Regions from separate parts of the Homo sapiens genome. Here region 1 is linked to region 2. Evidence: chromatin loops called from intact Hi-C (ENCODE). Cell type or tissue: ascending aorta. All regions are shown on one strand. Links, peaks and the distances in the headings refer to the core of each region. The heading gives the core; the rest is flanking DNA. Region 1 has its middle 17 kb from the start of PDK3. Region 2 has its middle 36 kb from the start of SUPT20HL1.

What was found. A loop is a pair of places that touch in the nucleus more often than their neighbours do. Peaks named below come from ENCODE experiments on the same cell type or tissue, not always from the same donor. Only the 100,000 strongest peaks of a DNase experiment are listed, where the experiment ranks them.
Region 1: it touches region 2 in a loop (3-fold over the local background); 3 of 110 quality-filtered maps call a loop at or near these places.

Annotation. Positions count from the first base shown.
Region 1 is chrX:24,442,955-24,453,773 of GRCh38, reverse strand. No RefSeq gene overlaps it. Among named protein-coding and RNA genes, the nearest start is that of PDK3, 17 kb to the left of the region's middle. In ascending aorta, for the core only: no CTCF peak of the experiment used is centred there; no DNase peak of the experiment used is centred there; H3K27ac peaks cover 4,419 bases.
Region 2 is chrX:24,390,827-24,401,645 of GRCh38, reverse strand. No RefSeq gene overlaps it. Among named protein-coding and RNA genes, the nearest start is that of SUPT20HL1, 36 kb to the right of the region's middle. In ascending aorta, for the core only: a CTCF peak has its summit at 5,695 (motif pointing left); DNase peaks (open chromatin) are centred at 4,515, 4,897, 5,695 and 8,721; H3K27ac peaks cover 3,434 bases.

The sequences.
Region 1 (10,819 bases), core at 1,556-9,555, 52 kb before region 2:
ACCCAGTCTCGGGTCTTTATCAGCAGTGTGAGAATGGACTAATACAATAACCTTTTGGGTATATTGATTAAATATAACATATTGTTAAAATTGATTTTATCTATTTATTGATTTCTTTTTACCCTTTTAAAAGTGTGCCTTCTAGAAAATGTAAAATTACCTCAGTGGCTCACATTTGTGGCTCATATTAGATTTCTACTGGACAGTGCTGTGCTAGGTATATTGCAGAGTGCCCTTTATACTTCTATTTATTTGGGAAGGTAACTAGCATTAGCTTCTGGACTTCTTTGTGCCAGGGCTGTGTTAGGTGCGGTTACCTCTTTTAATCCTCATATCATTTACAGATGAAGAAAACTGAGGCCTAAAAAGTTAAGTAAGCTGCCTAAGGTCAGCCACTGAAGTGTGGTAGAGCCAATAAATTCAATACTGGATTCTTGTTCAGGGCGTTATTCAGTTGGCAAGTGCTATAGTTTGAATGTTTGTCCCCTCCAAATCTCATGTTGAAATTTGATACACAGTGTTGGAGATGGGATCTGGTGGGACATGTTTGGGTTATAGGGGTGTGTATTAGTCCATTTTCATGCTGCTAATAAAGATATACCTGAGACTGGGAAATTTACAAAAGAAAGGGGTTTAATGGACTTACAGTTCCACATGGCTGGGGTGGCCTCGCAATCATGGCAGAAGGCAAGGAGGAGCAAGTCACGTCTTACATGGTTGGTGGCAGGCAGAGAGAGCTGTGCAGGGAAACTCCCGTTTTTAAAACCATCAGATCTCTTGAGACTTATTCACCATCACGAGAACAGCACAGGAAAGACCCACCCTCATGATTCAATTATCTCCCACCAGGTCCCTCCCACAACACATGGGAATTATGGGAGCTACAAGATAAGATTTGGGTGGGGACATAGAGCCAAACCATATCAGGGTGGATCCCTCATGATTAGATTAATGTCCTCCCTGGTTCGGGGGTGTGGGAGGGTGGGTGAGTTCTCACTTTATTAATTCCTGCCAGAGCTCGTTGTGAAAAAGACTCTGGCATCTCCCTCCCCTCTCTATTGCTTCCTCTCTCGCCATGTGATTTCTGCATACCCTGGCTCCCCTTCCCCCTCTGACATAAGTGGAAGCAGCCTGAGGCTCTCACCAGGAGCAGATGCTGGCACCATGCTTCTTGTACAGCCTGCAGAGCCAAATAAACCTGTTTTCTTCATAAATCACCCAGCCTCAGGTATTCCTTAATAGCAACACTAAATGGACTAAAACACCAAGGCTTTTTTCTCGGCCATGATTTGAAGATCTATACAAGCAGAGGAAGTGATGACAAAAAAGAATGGGAGGAGATGTGTTCTCGAAAAATGAAATTGCTTCACACAGATAAGCTTCACTGAAAAAATAAAACTACACTTCCTTAGTCCTTGAGGCCAAGTTAACAAACACATGACTGGTGATGAGTGATGTAGCCTTTTTATATAACCATAACTTAGAGTTTTTGAGTGGGTACTGTTGAAGATCTAGACTTTTCCCATTCAAGAAAGAAAGATTCCTGTATTTGTCTATAGTTTTAGATGTAGCAGGAAGAAAACTTTGCTAGCTAGTCCTGTAATTTTTTTTTTTTTTTTTTGAGATAGGGTCTCGCTGTTTCGCCCAGGCTGGAGTGCAGTGGTGCAACCATGGCTCGCTGCAGCCTCAAACTCCCGAGCTCAAGCCATCTACCCACCTCAGCCTCCCAAGTAGCTGAGACTACAGATGTGTGCCACCATGTCTGGCTAATTTTTGTATTTTTTGTAGACATGGGGTTTCAACATGTTGCCCAGGCTGGTCTCAAACTCCTGTGCTCAAGCAACCTGCCTGCCTCGGCCTCCCAAAATGCTGGGATTACAGGCATCAGCTACCATGCCCAGCCTAGTCCTATAATTTCTTTTTCTCAAAGAGTATCTTGATGGATTTGGATATATAAGTTTGGGATTGGAGTTGTGGAAAGAAGAATTTGGAGCCTGGCATGATCCTGGAAGGGAGAGGGGAGAAGTAAAGACTGGAGGAAAAAGAGTGGGGAGGGTGCTCTAAGAAGAGCCCAGGAGCTATGTGAAACAAACAGCCAGGTAGCAGAGGTGTCTAAGAGAACACACTGTTGATTTGAGGGTAGGGTGGGGGAAAGGCAGATGAATGAACGAGGGCAGGATGGGACACTTTCACCTCGGTCCCTCAGGGCATGAGGGACCCCAGCTAACATCTGGATGACATATAATACTGAATTATCGGTGAAAGAACCTAGGTGAGCATCTATGTTAAAGGCTTTAAACTGGCTCTTCCATTAATATTTATGAAGTTCCGTGTGTCAAGCTGACAGTATCACCATTATGATCTGAGATCTAAGATTAGTTTGGTTTTTTTCCCCCAAAGCAGACCATGTGCAAGTTGCTTATTTGAGAGATTATGCCAGAAAGTACCTCCAGGGGAGTAGGGGAGCCAGCCAGTCAAGGCTTGCATGTAATCATGCAAGTTATGATTGGTAGCTTGAGCTTCATTCCACTGGGATCTCATGGAGACAGCATAGACACATATCTCAGACTTATTTCACCCGAGAGGCAAGGGACCTGGGATATTCATACACCAATTCCCATTGGTCAGTGGCTGAGGGTTGCTCCTGGGGAGGGAAAGCAATTCCCTAGCACCTCTGGCCTGCTGAGGGCACTGCCCTAAATTTGGTCATTCTCTGGCTTTTACAAAAAATAATTTTATCATACACATATGTATGTATGCTTATATGATTTCATTTCAGTGGTTTAAAATTTCCTAAGAAGAATACTGTGCTATAAGAAGACTTCTGGAACCAGCTTTTGCCCTAAGTATTAGATTGCAAAGATTCATTTTCTGTTACATTTGTAGCCATCGAGACATTTAGGTTGTTTCTAGTTTCTTTTTCCATTGGGTTGCTTCTTCCCCTCCTCTCCCCTCCCCCTTTCCCTTCCTCCCTCCCTCCCTCCCTTCCTTTCTTTCTTCCTTCTTCTTTCCTTTCCTCCTTCCTTCCTTTCTTGTCTATATATCTATCTATTTTTTGCTACTATAAACAGCAAACAGTGCTGCTGTGAACATTATTTGGGGACAAGTTTGTAGACCTAGAAGTGGAATGGTTTCAGATCAAAAGGTATGAGACTGTCTAACTCTATTAAGGGAATGCAAACTGATTAAACCAACTCCCACTTCCACGGGTAAATAAGAGCTTTTGTTAATCCATATCCTCTTCCTCCAAACTTGTTATTGTCAGACAGCTTCATCAAATGCGCTAACTCTTGGACTGGGTGTTGGGATCATGGCTGCACATATTTATGTATGCATGTATTCATTTAAAAACAGGGCCAAGCATGTACCTATGTATCCTGAGCCCAGGATTATTATTAATTCAATTTTATGGAACTATGGACCCCTTTCCCTAATAGTACAGTCAGAGTATACTGATCATGTTCTATAAACGCATGCTATCCACTTCCATAAACACCAAAGCCCAATTAGGGTCTCAAAGATCCAGGCTCATTCTATAGACAATTCTGAGCTGGGCAGTGTCTGCTTTTGTTTTAGCACTTCTTTCTCCAGAGACCACTTACCTTCACGCTGCCTCCATCTGACCAGTATCATCCTACTGTACCTGAAGAGTTCTCTTTTCTTCTGTTTCCCTTTCCATAACTCTTCAGTGTCCCATTCCCTCAATATTTTGGTCTTTTCTAGCAGTGAATTGAAGTGCAATCTTTCACCACCATAGCAAAGAAATCGGGTCGATCATTTTGGTTGGGTGGGCCTTTGGGCATTCCTCCCGCTACTAGGCAGGGCATCACCTGTCTTCTGTCAGTCCTAGATACTGGTACACCCTACTTGGTCATCTCACAAGATTAGGCAGTTCTGCTATTTACTGACTGTGTGATCTTAGGTGAGTTATCTAACCTCTCTGAGCTTTGGTTTTCTCATCCGAAAAGTGGGATATTAGAATAATGAAGCCTCCTTTATAGGTTTGTTGTAAGGACTGAAAACATTACCCTCCTGGGGTCCACCAGCTTTCAATTATGGGGGCTGCTGCTGTTTCCATACATTTGAGCATGGCAGCATAATGTAGGCAGACACCTGACCTTGAAGTTCCAGGCCTAGATCTGCCACTAACTAGCTCTATGGGTTTGGGAAAATTGCTTTATCTTTCAACACCCTGTTCCTCAGATGTAAAGTGAGAGGGCTTGACTTCAGCTGATCTCTAAAAAGGAGACCATGAATCTATGAGAAGAGCTCTGACTACAATACTAAATTATTTATTGATGCCAATGTAGTCACCCAAAGCTATTGTTCCTCAAGTACTAATTTATTCAATAGATCCTGAGAGAAGGGTTAGGACAAGTACTTTCACAGGAAAATAAGAGGAAATCATTTATTTTACTATAGGGAGTAATTTCCAAAGCTGAAGGACAAAGGAAATAATGAAGAGAGGGGGAAAAGAACTACCTCCAAATTTACGCATAAAAGCTATGTTTGTGTTCAAAGCATTATTCAAAACCAAGTTCAGAACTCTGATATTCCTCTCTAATTACATCAATTATTTTTTCACCAGCTTACAAAGCAAGTTTACTGCATGAGTCAGAGCAGTATTCTGTTTTTCCTAGTATAATTCCTTGTATAACCCTTTTTTTCTTGTATTCCTTTCCCTCAAAATGGCTTCGTTCTTTCACTGCATTTTTTTTTTCTTCTCAGCATTCCTGTTGTTGCCCTGGTTTCAGTGAGAAAGTCACTTTGGTCTTGGATAAGTTTTATTTGGCAGTATAACTCAAGAAATATCTCATTCTTATGCTATGTTGTCTCATAGAGTGGAGAAGGCTGGACTCATATATACCTCATAGTCACGGTCAAGGAACTCCATCTGAATTGGGTATAAGCTGAATTTCAGTAGTCAATAAAAAAGTAAAGATACATTTTCTCTTCCGCTTATTTAAACCTTCAATCTGGGGCAACTGTTGGCTTTTCCAATAGCCTTTCTGGCTTCTCCTAGGTAGAAGACTCACCTGTAACCTTCCCTTATACTTATTCATGCCTCACCTGCCTAACTAAGATCCTATTGTCCTTTGTCTTCTCACAGGACTGGCCATGTTCCCAGTGAAGAACCGCTGCATACTCATTGGATGAGAAGCAGTTGCAATGAGATTTTGATTAACTCAGACTCCCTGGAGACATAAAATCTCTCCAACATTAGGAGAGTGAAAGGAAGAAAGTGAAGGAGAAAGTGAGTTCATGGTTCAAGATGCAGAATAACCGAGAGAGATGGCAGCAAGCAAGGACTCGAGCTAACAAGAACAACTGATAGAATGATTCTGGCCAAAGCATCCGTGGAAGTGTGGTGCTATGATCTGAATGCTTGTGCCCCTCAAAATTTATATGCAAAAACCCTAATCCCGAAGGTGAAGGTGTTAGGAGGAGGGGCCTTTGGGAGGTGATTAGGTCATCATGAATGGGGTCGATGCCCTTATAAAAGAGGCCCCAGAGAGCTAGCTTGCCCCTTCCACCATGTGAGGATTCAGTGAGAAGGCACCATCTTTGAGAAAGCAGGCCCTCACCAGATACTGAATCTGCTGGTGCCTTGACCTTGGAATTCCCAGCCTCTAGAACTAGAAGACGTGAACTTCTGTTGTTTATAAGTTACCCAGTAGGTGAGTGGCAGCCTAAAGACTAATACATGTGGTTAAAACCCAGGAGTCTGGAGTCCTTTCCACCACCTACATTTGTCTTTCTGGGAGGGCAAAGTACATGTGTGTGCTATTGGTGGGGGAAGGGGAACTTTTCTAGCGGTGATTCGAAGTGCAATCATATTTCGGCCCCATCCCCAACAGCATTGGATTTCTCACCACCATGCAGCTTTTCCTGCCAGAAACACTCCGAGGAGGTGACAATTCCTGGTTCTGCTCCCTACTCCCCCACCATACCAAATTCATGCTAAGGTCATTAATGATCTTCATGACCAAGGGATACTTTTTAGTCCTGTTTTTCTTGATCTTGTGGTCACTCCCTCCTTGTTGGAAAACTCTCTTTCTTTGAATTCAGTGACTCCATGCTCTCCTTGTTTTCCTCCTGCTCTCTGGACACTGCTGGGTCTCTCTTCGTGACTTCTGCTTCTCTGCTTTATCTTAGAGTTTCTTAGAGCTCTGTCCTTACCCTTTTCTTACTTGCCCCTCTCTTCTAGGCAATTTCCATTATCCCTGTGGCTTCACTTACCATCTCAATCCTGACTCCCAAATTTAAATCTCCTGCCCCTACATATCCAAATGCCTACTAGCCATTTCCTCTTGAGTGTCTTAGTGATCTCCTCAAACTATACATGTCCAAAATGGTACTCTTCTGTTCTTGCCAAAATCCTTATCTTCCAGCATTGCTCTCTTCCTTAGAAAATGGTGGCTTCATTGATCAGTTTGCTTAAGATAAGAACCTGGGAATCACTCTTAACACCTCCCTCTCTATCACCTCTTACATCCCCTCAGGCAACAAGTCTTTGCATTCTGTGTCCTCTATATCTCTTGAATCCTCTGCTTTCTTCCATCCCAACTACCACTATCCTGGCCAGGGCTACGGTTACTTTTCATCAGGCTATGGCAATGTTCTTATAACTGGCCTCCCTACATTTTCTCTTGCCTCCCACCCTATTCTTTCATCCACTGCAGCTTACATGATCTTTAAAAATGTACATATAGTCAGGCCACTCTCCTTCAATGGCCTATCCCTGCCTGGTCTAGACCCTAGCATCTCTCCATCTCCTCTTGTACAACTCTAGCTCTTATTTTGTCTGCTTCGGCAATACTGGATATATTTTAATTCTTTAAAATTCAGTGTTTTGCCTGCCTACAGCTTTTGGCTATGCTCTTCCTTCTGTCTAAAATGCTCTTTCCACTCCCATTGACCTGAAATAGCTAACGCCTACCCATCCTTAGAGTCTGCCTTAAACACCACGTCCTCAGGAAAACCTTTCCTGATCCTCCCAATGGACTCAGTCTCCTTTTAATCACTCCCATCACACCAGGCAGGCGGTACTCCTCCATAACACACTGCACACTTGAAGTTGATTAATAGCAAGTTTTGGTTTGCTGCCAGTGTTCCTCTCACAGCTGTAAGTTCCATATTGGCAGAGCCCATGCCAGTTTGTCCACCACTGAGGTCTCAGTTCCTAGCATAGTGTCCAGCTGATCGCTGGCTCTCTGAACAGTGCCCCCAGTCATTACTCCCAATGCTGTCACCAAGCCACCCTTGTTGAATTGAAAACATCCTGTGGAGTCTTCCTATGTTAGTTTTCAATTGCTGCTGTATCAAATTACCACAAACTTAGTGGCTTAAAGCAACACAAATTTATTATCTTACAGTTCTAAAGGTCAGAAGTCCTAAAATCAAGGAGTAGGCAGGGCTGAATTCCTTCTGGAAGCTCTAGGTGAGAACTGACTTCTTTGCCTTTCTGGTTTTTTGAGGTTGCCTGTGTTCCTTGGCTCCTGGCCCTGTATCCCTCCAACCTCTGTTTCCATTGTCTCATCTCCTTCTCTGACTCTCCTTATCTCACTCTTACCCTCCTGTCTCCCTCTTATAAGAACCTTCGTGATTACATTGGACCCATCCAGATAATCCAGGTTAGTCTCCGTATCTCAAGATCTTTAATTTAATCATATTTGCAATATCCCTTTTGTCATGTTAAGGTAACACATTCACAGCTTCCAGGGATAGGAGGTAGACAGGAGGTAGACATCTTTGGGGGGTAGGGTGCTATGGTGTGAATGTGTCCCCCAAAACCCATATGTTGGAAACTTAATCCACAATGCTACAGCATTGGGAGGTGTGGCCTTTTGGGAGGTATTTAGATTATGAGGGCTCCGTCCTCATGAATGGATTAATGTCATTATAAAAAGGGCTTTCCGGAGTGGGTTTGCTCTCTTCTGCTCTTCTGCCGTGTGAGGACAAAGGCTTAGTCTTTTTTTTTTTTTTTTTTTTTTTTGTCCTTGTACTTTTCACTATGTGTGGGCACAGCAAGGAGGTCCTCACAAGACACCAGATTCTGGCACCTTGATCTTCAACTTCTTAGCTCCAGAACTGTGAAAAATCAATTTCTGTCCTTTATAAATTACCCAGTCTCAGATATTTTGCCATAGCAGCAGAAAACAGACAAAGACGGAGGAGGAGGAGACATTATTCAGCCTCCTGTGCCCCAGCCTCCCATGCCCCAGAAGATATTTGCAAAGTTTGTGGGAACAAGTTCTGAACTTACCTACAAAATATCACACATCAGACACACTCATATACATAACAGTACTGATCACTATTATAACTTGCTCCTAGATTCTCTTGTAAATTTGTTTTCATTAGTCTTCCTTCAAGTGTGTACATATACTCCGTAGTGTTCATATACACATAGTCCTCAATATGCTTGGAATATTCTTCCAGATTCCTGTCCCATTGATGAGGAAGGCAGAGCCACAGGAAGGGAGTGAGGTTCAGCCAAGCAGCTGAAGTGACCTCCTTGTCTACTCTCCCAACTCCAAGTCCGCTATCCAAACTGTCACTTTCTCAAGAAGCTGGCTGAGAGGATGGTCACAAGTTGTCTCAGGTGGAAGAATTTTTGCAAGAAGCTGTGGTTGAACATTTTTAGATGCGTTTATAATTTATAGGACAATGTTCAGAAAATGCACACCACCTAATTTGGCAAAAAGGGTTTCATGATACAAAAATTTGCGTTTTAAATACCTGATTTAGTTGGCATCAATACTCTTAAGACTGTGGTACCCTGATCCTCAAAATGCTACCTATGGACCACTGCGCATCCACCTCAGAGTTGGGGTGGGTAGAAACACCAAGCCCTAGGAATGGCCTCATCTTGCGTTACAGCTGTGATCTCATGCTTTTCTGATAGTTACAGAAATCAAACACAAAATGCTACTTCTGGCAGCACTAAATGTACTAACTGGGAACGAATCTTGTTCCCAACAGGCATGATCTAGATATTTGTGGAAGCAAAGACAAATGTGTTTTTCTCTCATGGCATCTACTTTCCTTGCAGTAACCAACTCTCAATTATTTAACCCTTGCTCCCATCTAGGGATTATTGCTTTGTGAGCATTCTATTTTTTTCCTAAGTCCTGATTATTTGACCCATGAAAGATTTCCAAGGAGGCAAGAAGGAATTGAAAACATTTTTCTCCTTCCTTAGCCTCCCGAGTAGCTGGGACTACAGGTGTGCACTACCAGATCTGGCTAATTTTTGTATTTTTAGTAGAGACGGGGTTTCACCACGTTGGCCAGGCTGGTCTTGAACTCCTGACCTCAGGTGATCCACCGCCTCAGCCTCCCAAAGTGCTGAGATTACAGGCATGAGCCACCATGCCCGGCCCATTTTTCCACATTCTTCATACTTTTATGTATTAAAAGGAAAACATCACTTCTAAGGAAAGCTCTGGGTAGGTTGCTCTGAGTCCTCTGACCCTAAGAGATGGACATCCCTATAGTGTAATCTAGTCATGATGTTTCAGAGCGTGGAGGGAACTCAGCGATCAGCTGGTCTATCTTTTTGTTTTGTAGATGAGGAAGCAGCAGCCTAGACAGTTGAGTGAATCGCCCAGGGACATACAGGTCAGGGCTGTTGACAGTTTCATAAGGCCATAAAAAAATATCAACCACGAGTCTACATATCTGGCTGATAACAGTTATAGATACAGCTTCCATATAATAAATTTAGTCTTCAGTGTTTTAAGATTTCATTATAATTCAACCTGAGCTAGGCCAAAGTTTACTTGAAACCCTCTTTGAAAGAAAAGCTTGCTAAACAATTAAAGGTGTAAAAAGATCATAGGATATCTAGTTTACCTGTTTCTAGGAGCAAACTGTTCAAAGGACATTTGCCTTTAACTATATGCAACTATGCTTCTGATTTTAAAATAAACCATTAAACTAGGCCTTGCAAAACATCAATTTGGAACCATCTTGTTAATTATTTACTCCTCATTATATACTTGCAATTAAAATTGCTTTAAGTCACGAGCATCAGACTTTTCATTGATCTGGTCTAAGTATGCCTTCTACTGACTCAGAATTAACTGCAGGGCATCAAAAGGGAATCAGAAATTGTATGGCAAGCCTGACTCTGCCAGGGCAACTGCCCTCGTTCACCTTCAGTGAATCTTGGACACTTTTGCTTTGATGAATGGGAAGGGCGGAGTTTTTAGTAATTTGTTTTCCCCACCAGTACTGATGTGGTTCTTTTAATGGCAACCCTTATTTATACACATCAAGGATTTCTTCGGATGAAAACTGACAACAAGGTAAGTCATTCCAAGGCCTTTCGGAAGTCCTTTGTCCTTCCTTCCTACACCCCACACACCATTATCCTAGGCAGCTTCTGCCACCCAGCTCTCTAGGGAACAGTTAATCTGACAGGATTTGGTTTAAACTCTGGGCCCCTACCAAGACATTCAAGGAAAAGTCTCCTAACTTTTTTGTCAGTTGCAAAATACAACTGATTCCTCATGGAAAGCTCTTTCCCTCCTTTAAGGCAGGGACTGTTATTCAAGGCTATGTACTTTTGAAAGAATCTTGCTTTGGGGTGGTTCTCTGTATTGAAAGGACACTTTTGATATTGCCTATGATTTCATCCTCCTCTTCCTTCCCTTGTATCTAGGGTTACCAGATGAAATGCAGGACATCCAGTGAAATTTGAATTTCAGACAAACAACAAAATTTTTTACTACAAGTATGCCTCATGTACTATATGGAACATACTTATACTAAAAAAATTATTTGTTGATTGTGTAAAATTCAAATTTCACTA
Region 2 (10,819 bases), core at 1,331-9,330:
ACTTACCAGGTACCAAATTACAACCCTTCTATATTTTTTAAATGGATGAGTGGGATGGAGGTAGGTTCAGTTAGAAATGTCAAGGTGGAAGGACTTGGAGAATATTCTTCACTACAGCTTTTTACCACCAGCCAGTGGATTCAACTCTGAAAAGCCCAATGACCTTCTTTTAATACTCCAATCTTTCTCACCCCTATGTTTCTCTTTGGATCTTTAATTCTGTCTTTGATGACTTCCTATAAGTGTTCATTGAGTTGAATTGTTTGTGAGGTAGAGAGACAAAGGTTATTTCGAACAGGCACATTCCCTTGGGTTCAGATCAACTGTCAATATATTTTAATAAGACACAATTACCCCTAAAGGCAGCGGAAGGTGGGTTTGTTCTGGGTTTGTCAATGAGGATTCACGTTAAGTTTTAAGGCCATCACACCCATAATTCCTTGCCTGGGCCTTGAGATGTAGCCATCTGCAGAAGAGGGGTGTGTATATGTGTGTGTGTGTGTGTGTGTGTGTGTGTGTGTGTGTGTGTGTTTTGGGCAGAATCACAAAACCAGCTATGGGCAGGAGAAATGATGCAAAGTCTGAGAACCAGGTTAGGAATAGAATAACCCTTGGATGGCCTCCAGGTGCAGAGGAACCAGTTCTGAGTTTTCCACAGGGCAGTTCAAGGTCATCTTTTTTTTCTTTTTCCTAAGTGCTGAGCTTACTTCTCTATGAAGGTCATCTCAACACTGGTTGATAACTTATACCTTCCTGGAAGACGGTGGGAATTTTCCCAAGAAAATAGCTTACAGTCTATTTTAGGTTTTAAAGTTACAATCTAGATTCTAAATTCCATCCAAGATAGGCTTATATTTGGTGATATTGTCTTCCAACCAAAAACATGTATCAGTTCCCTTCTGTGTGCTAGGCATCATGCTAATTGTGAACAACGTTTATTACCTTTATTATTTCAACCACACAACATCTTATGAAATACATGCAATTGGGCCGGACACAGGGGCTCACACCTGTAATCCCAGCACTTTGGGAGGCCGAGGCGGGTGGATCACGAGGTCAGGAGTTCGAGAGCAGCCTAGCCAACATGGTGAAACCCCGTCTCCACTAAAAATACAAAAATTAGCTGGGTGAGGAGGTGCACACCTGTAATCCCAGCTACTCAGGAGGCTGAGACAGGAGAATAGCTTGAACCCGGGAGGCGGAAGTTGCAGTGAGCCAAGATCGTGCCATTGCACTCCAGCCTGGGTGACAGGGCGAGACTCTATCTCAAAAAAAGAAAGAAAGAAAGAAAGAAAAAAAGAAATATGTGCAATTATCTCCACTTTGTCAGTGGGGGAACTGAATGTCAGAGCCTCCCCAAATTCACATGGCTTGTTAGTGAAAAGTAGGAATTTCAAACCTGCATCAGGCTGCCTGCTTAACCTGTATGTGCCCACTATACCACGACACTGCAGTACCTAGAAGTTCCAGCTTTTTCTCTTCATCCTTTGGGATGGAGGTGGTGTCAGCCATAATGGATGGAGAAAGATGGATGACAGGTGTGTGTCTAAGCATGGCAGAGAAAATGGGCAGAAAAAAATGGCCAGACAAGTGAATAGCTGAGCAATGATGGAGAAGTGAGGAACATATTCCCAGGTATGGTACAGCCTAAAAGAGCTGGGAAAAGTTTGCTCCAAATACTAGATCAGAGAAGCTGTGTCTCCCGTGGTACTATACATTAGAGTAGCAATTCTCTCCATTCTTTGCCTATATAGTCCAGAACTCGTTCGGAAGTTTAAACCACGAGTTCAGGGTCATAAGCTGATTCCTGTGTGATTCAGTCTGGTAAACATGTGGCATAGCAGATTGCATTGTTGTCCTCAATTCTTTGCCCTTCCCCACATCATACCCTCTGTCTTGTGGCTTTATAATTCCTCTCACTAGAAGCAAAGTGTACTTCCCCATCTCATTGATGATACTGGGCTTGGCCATGTGACATCCTTTGGCCAGTGGGATGTTAGCAGAGGCTTAAAATGTGCTTCGCAGTTGGGCTTGTTCACTTATGTCTGTGCCATTTTTGTGAGCAGAGCATGGCCTACATATCCTACTAGTGCAAAGAGGATGAGAGGCACTTAGAGTATACCTAGGCCCAGCCTGCTCCTTAGAACCAAGCCCAGTCAGGGCTAGCCTAGATAAGCCAATCCACAGATGCATGAGCAAGAATAAATGATTGTTGTTTTAACATAATGAATGTGTTTTGGGGTAGTTTATTATACATCATAATTGTGGCAGTAGCTGACTGATACATAAGGAATACAGGCATAAGCAGCAACTGACAATAAGTATCTAATGGTGTGTGTGTGTGTGTGTGTGTGTGTGTGTGTAGGCACCTTGAAGGGGGTTTCAGCACACATCTTTCACCATGATGAGATGCAACACTTCTTCCACAGCATCATCCTCACACAGCCAAAAGGACCATGCATCTACATGCATACCAATACCAAGGGAATTTCTTTCGCTTTTTTTTTTTTAACTAAACAGTAGGACAGCTGTTTCTACAAAGCCCATAATTCAAATGTTGTGACTGGGATGCTTCTAAAGTTTCCCTTTTCAGTGGGTAACACCTGATAAACCAATTCCCTCCTGGGTATTCATGTGTAACTAGAAGCCTCAATGATGTAGACACAGCTGTGGTAGTCATAGAAAGGATTGGCTATGGGGTTCAGACCAGCGGTATGCTATAACAGACTTGCACCAACTTGCAAGAGCTGATTGTTAAATCATCAGGAATTTTGCAAGCCAGTTGTTAAACACAGTCATTATTAAAAATTAAATTACATAAACATACACTAGACCTCACCCTGCAGCTCAACTCTGCCCTCAGTTCCCAGGGCCCATCCTGCAAGATGTCTATAGTAGCAGGTCACCTGACTGTGGCTGTGTCCCAGTTATGATTCCTGAACTTTTCCTTTACGCCCTGGCACTGCCTGGTCATAGCTCCTCCCCCAAACCCAAGCCCAGCTCCTGTTATACGGAGTCTTCTTTGGTCCTGTTGTCTTTCTGTTCAGGGAATCTCATTTGGGCTGTAACTCAGAGCTCCTTGTAGGCTTGACTCTTGCTTTACTCTTGAAAATCACTCTCCCAGATTCTAATATCTTTTGCCAAACCCTAGCCAAGTGACCAGCACTTTCAGCCTCTCAAAAGAGCTGTATGTTGACTGCCTGCCCTGACCCAAACACTAATCATAACTCCTAACCCTAATCCCTATCCTCTAGCCCTAGACCAAACTTGAAATCCTAATGCTAACCCTAATCTAAACTCCTAAAAATCACCCTAAATCCTAGCCCTAATGGTTGCTCAAACCCTTAACCCTAACCCAAACACCAAACTCCACCACAACACTAACCCCACATTCTATCACATAACTCCAATCCCTACTACCTAACCCTAACCCCCCAAACCCAACCCTAACATGTAACTCCAATGCCTAACCTTAATCCCCAACCCTAACCCTAACTCCTAACCCTAACCTCACCCCTAACCCCCAATCTCTTTCTCCAGGATCCTCTGCCCGCCTTCCCACTGCTACAACCACTTCTCCATGCTCCCTTACTGGGTCAGCTGCTTTTCTAGAGAAGGACTCTATTTCCCCAAGCCCTTTAGGCCAGTCTAGGCCAACCAGCTGGAAACTCTTTGGTCAACACTTGGAGGCTTCTCTGAGTGCCTGAACCATATTTGGGTCTAACTTTCCAATCCCAGCATCTCCCCGCCAGCCCAATCCTGCTCTCAAAAATCATTTCTCTCCCAGCCCAATCCCGAGACAGATGACAAGCATCAGTTACATGGGAAATTAATTTAGGCGAAAAAACTCTTCCTTCCGAATGTAAATTAGGCAGCTTGGACTCTGGAGCCAGCCTGCTCAGCCACTTAACTCCTTGCGTAACCTTGGGCAAGTTACCTTTCCTCCATATGTTCCTCTATAAAATGGGTGTAATAATAGCACCTCTCTCATAGGGTGGTTGTGAGGACTAAAATGAGTTGATATATAAAAGCACTTAGAACAGTACCTGGCACCATAGTAACCACTAAGGAAATGTTTGCTTTTGTAACATTATTATGACTATTACCCAAAAAAAGTGTACATTTTCCTTTTCAGACTCAACTTGCTTTTATGAAGAGGGCAAAAAAAAAAAAAAAACAACAACAAACTAAACATGCTTATTTTAGAAATACAACAAAGAACAGAAAAGTATTAAAAAGAAGGAAAAAAAATAACCCACATCCAGCCAGCTACTTAGATTTCAAGGACAAAAGATAATTTGACTTTGCGAACGTCTGCATATTAGTAGATTTTGAGTTGCTGCAGCCAGACCCAGCCAAGCAGAGCTGTACTTTTATTTTATTTTGCTCTTGGCACTCAACTATAATTCCAGGCATAACATGGGGTCTCTGTATGTTTGTCTTTCCCATTAGGTTGGAAGCTCCCAGAGGAGAGAAACAGTGTCGTTTTAATCCCTGCATTGCCAGTAATGCCCAGCACAGAGCCAGGCCAGGAAAGATGCTCTCTAAATGACTATGTGCCTTGTTCCCCACAGTTGTAACTAGTTTGGAATTCAGTTTCACAGCTCTTTGCTCAGAAATACAGGTTTCTAGCAGAACTATCCTTGAAATAAAATGTAAGAAAAGAATTTCCCAGTGGAATTTGTTGGGGTTTTGTATTACCTCTTCTCACAAATCTTTCAAAAGACTGCTTTCCTCCATTGGGTAATTTCAAACATTTTTACCACTGGGTAACATAGCTCATTAAAGCAGTAATTTTCCACTTGCAGGTACAAAAATGAAAAGAAGACTGGCCAAAACCATTCGCCAAAGAAACATGGCATCTGTTCAGAGCTTATTATTTTTACTAGCTGCCTGCCAAAGACCACAAACCAACGGAGGGCTCTTACTCAACACAGACAACTGTATTCTAATCGACATTGTTCCCTCTCTTAAGTAAGCTTACCAAGTGATAGCAAGTGCCACTCAAGCAGTAAAATGAGAAATGGAAACATGAGGCTTAATGTAGCATGAACATGGGGTTTTTTTAATTGCTTTTTTAAGAAAAATTTGGAGGGAGCAAAAGGATTGAACAGACATGTCAATTTCAGTGAGTAATCCCGCTTTCCATCCTAGCCCACTCTGCCCTCACCTTTCGCTTTGATCTTCTCTCCAGTTGGCCTGATATTCATGGCAGAAAAAGCTGGTCTAACCACACTTTCCTCTTTCCATAAAGGCATTTTATGATGTTTCCATGCAAACCCAATATTCTTACTGACAGTGAAGTAGGGGACAGAGGCAATAAAAAAAGTGGATGTGAAAGCTTACAATACAAAAGAAGAAAGGCTCTTCTCCCAAGTTATGAACAGCTTCTAAATCACATAGAGCATCAGCATCGGCAGAAAATAGATGTGTATGAAAGATATGCTTATGTGTTACATAAATCTATGTGTCTGCCTGCAAAAACTGATAATTAAGAAGCAGAAGAAAGTAATCAAGACTTGACTCTGTATCCCAAAACTCAGGAAAGTGCCAGGGTTGTTTTGTCATTGGTGTTTTTCCTCCCCAGTAATAGATTCTCTTCCCTCTTCCACAAGCATTTTGTAAGGCTATGTTTAGAATAGACGTCAGAGCTGGGAAACCAACCTGCAAAGCAAGACTTTCCCAAGGGTGTCATCTTGTGGTGCTTCTGTGTATTACAACATTTCTTCGACCTGATGCAGACCACAGCTGGAAACAAGAGGCAAATAACTGTGAATCAGTCCTTTGATTTACAAAGTTGAATCAGTCCTTCGATTTACAAAGTTGAACCTTTGCGACTTGGCATTAGATAGTGTGTGGTGGGTGTCAAACACACAGGTGCTGAGAGATGGTTTAAAATTTTTAAGTGCTGCCATAATGTGGAAGTCATACATCAGGAGACAGAATGTTTGGTCGGCCTGAACATTCAGCTAGTTTCATAAAATAGCACACTCAGCACCCCCCTTTTTTTGTATCAAGCCATAAAAATGTTTACAGGCCGGGCACAGTGGCTCACACTTGTAATCCCAGCATTTCGGGAGGCCGAGGTGGGCAGATCACCTGCAGTCAGGAATTCGAGACCAGCCTGACCAACATGGAGAAACCCCCGTCCCTACTAAAAATACAAAATTAGCCGGGCGTGGTGGCGCATGCCTGTAATCCCAGCTACTCGGGAGGCTGAGGCAGGAGAATTGCTTGAACCTGGGAGGCAGAGGTTGCGGTGAGCCGAGATCGCGCCATTGCACTCCTGCCTGGGCAACAAGAGTGAAACTCTGTCTCAAAAAAAAAAAAAAAAAAAAAAAGGTTTACAAAGGGTCACTGAGGAAAGATTCATGAAAATACAACTTCTATAGAAAGGACTTAGAATCGCTGCATTTTAGAGATAGAAGAATCCCTTTAGAGGTGGGCTTAAGCTGGGGACCATAGTCCTGCTTTAGGAAAAATGAACTCCTTGAAATTGAACATAAAGAGTAGTGTTGGCACATACCGGCATTTTAATACATAGAGAATCTATCATTTTTATCAGATTATCAAAAGAGTCCGTGGCCTAAAGAAGATTAAGAACTAATGCTTGGGGCCAGGCGTGGTGGCTCATGCCCATAATCCCAGCACTTTGGAAGGCCAAGGTGGGCAGATCACTTAAGGCCAGGAGTTCGAGACCAGCCTGGGCAACATGGTCAGGGGGGAAACCCCCTGACCATGGGGAAACCCCATCTCTACTAAAAATACAAAAATTAGCCGGGCATGGTGGTAGGCACCTGTAATCCCAGCTACTCGGGCAGCTGAGGCAGAATTACTTGAACCCGGGAGGCAGAGGTTGCAGTGAGCCAAGATCGTGCCACTGCACTCCAGCCTGGGCGACAGAGTGAGACTCTGTCTCAAAAAAAAAGAAAGAAAGAATGCTTGAGATCCTAGCCTCATATCCTCTACAAAAATTCTGTCTACAACAGCCTTGACAGATTCAGTTACTCTCAGGTTAAACTTTACTGTTGTAGAGACACCACTACCTTGAGGCAGTTGTTTAATGCTAATTGCTTCTAAGCATTCAGAAGTTTCATACTGCGTTGGACTGTCAATGGAATGTCAACCCACTGGGCTTAGTTCTACTCTCTACCCTACCACAGCCTGGTCCAGACCTTTTCCAAATGTCATCCCTTTGCATCTTTTGTGTTAGCTTGATGTCCTTCCTCCATGTCTCCCCCTTGCCAGACTATACCTACCTAGCACTTACAGCTTTCACTTGCCATGACTTTCAGAGACCTCATTTCCCAGGTACCCTGTCCCCTTTTTATAAGAGACAGTGATTCTTTGAAAACTTGACATACAAAACTGAATGCACTACCCCCAATGACAGCCCCTTCCACCTACAGATTGCCTTATTTGAACTTGTTCAAAACACTCACACTCTTTTCTATTTCTGCCTCTCTCTCTTCTTTAACCAAGAGTCTTTCACCATTTCCAGTTTAAAGAGCATTCTCTTTAATAAACAATAAGAAAAAGGGGGAAACAAACTAGGAATTGTACGGTTCTTTCTCGTGGTCTTTTGCTTGTATCACTTCACTCACCCCAAGCAGACCTATTTTCTCCTTATTTTATTTCTGGTCTAAATGTAGCACAAATGATTTTTGTATTGCTGACATTAGACTTTCTGAAAATCTGGGCCATTCTATCTTTTGATTTCCAATCTGATAAACTTTTGACATGATTTGTGTTGATTCTTTACTGATGTCTGGTTTCTGTTTCTATACATATCCCTTCAAAATCAAAGCTATTGAAGAGCTGAAGCCTCGACGGCTTCTTTAGATCCACCCCATTCCTCTCCTCTCCAGCTTCCTCTGTGGTTATATATTATGAACAATTCTTCAGCAATCATTTTCTCTTGCTCATCTCTGGTTTTTGGACTCTCCAGCCATGAGCTCATGACCATATTTTTTTGGTAAATTTTTTGACGTGTTCTTTCCCAAACTCTGTGGACATGCCTGGGGATCCCTTTCTTGGCTATGTCAAATTGTCCTTGTCATTTTCTCCTGTTTCCTGTCACCTCCACCATCACCTCATTGATGATCATTAGCACTGGTATATCAGTTCTCCTCATGGCTTCATCAGCACTGTGAGGTAATGACAGTTAAACAAAAGGGACAGTGACAAATGATCAAGGCTGGTGATGAAACTAGAAAGAAATGGATAGGAAGGACAGTTCAAGAAGGAACTCTACAAATGCTGACTGTCTTACAGTTCTCCTCTTGGGCTTGGCCTGGTGCAATGGTGGCAGGCATGGATTTTTGGAGATCAGATGTGGCTCCAATAGCTAGCAATGCAGTGAACAGAAAATGTGCAAGGCCAGGGTGGGTAGAAGCTAATTCCTGGGCCACCAGCAGCACACATCTTCAGAACCTCATGAACTAGAGGACCTGGACCTCTTACAATCCTTTGGCTGGGATTTTCCCAGAAATCTGGCCAGACTGAAGGCATCAGAACATGCAGCTAAGGGACAGAGGACCACTGCAGACAAGCAGATCCACCTAACATAAGCCCTGTAGGCAGCAGGCAATTTCGTGTGAGAAATCGTCCTTGTTTGTGAAATGAACAATTTCCACTCCCTCTGGCAGACGCTATAGGAGTCCTGCCAGTATCCGCTCAGCACTCACCAGCCTTGTACATGCTGATAGCTTTCTATTGCAAGCATCTGCAACTCTGCCTGGGGCTTTTTCCAGCTGCAGGGGGGTGCTCACCAAATACCCAGGGTATGCCAGAAGTTTCAGGAAGCGGCAATGGCAAAATGCCCCAGCTTCTCACCCCAAGTGGGACAACTCAAGCATGTGTTTGCATGGTCTCTCAGATGTGCCCAGCAGGATCAAACCCCAGTTGCCAACAGTGGTCTGCTGCTGACACCGGTAAGATATCCTTTTTTTTTTTCTTTTTTTTTTTTTTTTTTGAGATGGAGTCTCGTTCTGTCATCCAGGCTGGAGTGCAGTGGTGCGATCTCGGCTCACTGCAACCTCCGCCTCCCGGGGTTCAAGCAATTCTCCTGCCTCAGCCTTCTGAGTAGCTGGTACTACAGGCACACGCCACCATGGCCGGCTAAATTTTGTATTTTTTAGTAGAGACAGGGTTTCACCATGTTGGTCAGGCTGGTCTCAAACTCCTGACCTCGTGATCCACCCGCCTCGGCCTCCCAAAGTGCTGGGATTACAGGCGTGAGCCACCGCGCCCAGCCTGGTAACATATCCTGTACTGACTACCTGCCTTCTCTGCCCTGTCCCTCCAATTCTCACTTCCATACTGGTGCTTCCTGGGATCTCTTCCAAGTAAACTACTTGAACTCAGATCCTAGTCTCAGGCTTTCTAGGGGAATTAGCTGAAGACACTCCCTGATTGTAGTTCTTTAAATTACATCCCTTGCTCCCCTTTCCCTCAGGGCTCACACAATGGCCACTCCAGGGAAATTGTTTTTCTGCACCCTACTTGGGACAAGCCGTCTTGTTTTGTGCCTCCCCAGGAAGGTAGTCATGAAGCGGTTTCCACACTTTTCCATGTCTGTTCACCAGCGCACTGCTGATAACATTAAGCACTACTGGGAACCCTGCCTGTGAGCCAGCCTGACCACTCAACCTCAACACCTTCCTGCCAGTCCCCTAAGGCAGTGATTCTCAGGGCATGGTCCAAGGATCCCCACATCCAAATTACCCAGGGAGCATGTTGAAAATGAAGTTTCCTGAGTCCCACCCACTGAATTACAATTTCTGGAGATGAAGCCCAGGAATCTACATTTTAAACGACTTCCAGGGGATCTTACACAGCCTGAAGTTTGAGATCCACTGTTTGGAAGTTTGGGTGGTCACCAATTAGCAGCACCAATTTGCCCCAGTAAGTTCTTTGCCCAGCCTTGTTCAGCAAAACCCATAATATTCAGTGGACGATAGCAGCTGCTTCATTCAAATGGCGCCACCCTTTTCCTGTTTCTGAGTGGCCTTCCCTGAAATTCTGTATGTTTTTCCTGCCCGCGTGGACTTTTGACACTGCTTTGCTCATGGTGCCTGGAGGTTTAGGTTCCCTGGGGTGGAATTTAGCCAATGACCAGCAGGTGTGAGCATCTCAAAGTCCAGCTGCCTTGTTTGGATTTGTGGTACACTAAAGGGGTGTAACTTACCCCCAAGAGCTCCCCTGTGGGATCGGGCTGGGGCAGTGACTTCACTTAAGATCATCTATTTGTAATTAAAAAAAAAAAAAAACCTAATGCTAAATGACGAGTTAATGGGTGCAGCACACCAGCATGGCACATGTATACATATGTAACTAACCTGCACATTGTGCACATGTACCCTAAAACTTAAAGTATAATAATAATAATAAAAATTTTAAAAAAAAGATAATCTATTTGCTTAGCTCCCTCCCCTTCTCTGTCCTGTCCTCCATTCCCTCCCTGCCTCCCCTGGGAGCATGTCCTTAATAAATCACTTGCTTGTGAATCCTCATCTGAAGGTCTACTTCTGGGGACATTTACCTAAGAACCTATTTTCCTTACTTTTTCCTGACTTTTGCTACATAAGTGAACTTGAGAGTAGCTAATTACACCATAAATAACAGTTCTACTCAGTATCAAATTGATCACAAGGAGTTTAAGTTATATTTAAAGAAGGTGCCTGGATGGATGTAGGTTATGAAAGCTAATGCCCTTTTTCCTACTCTACCGTTTCCTCTCCCCCTTCAATGACAGCTAATATTTAATTAGCACTTATGTATTCCAGGCACTGTTCTAAGCACTCTCACATATGTCATT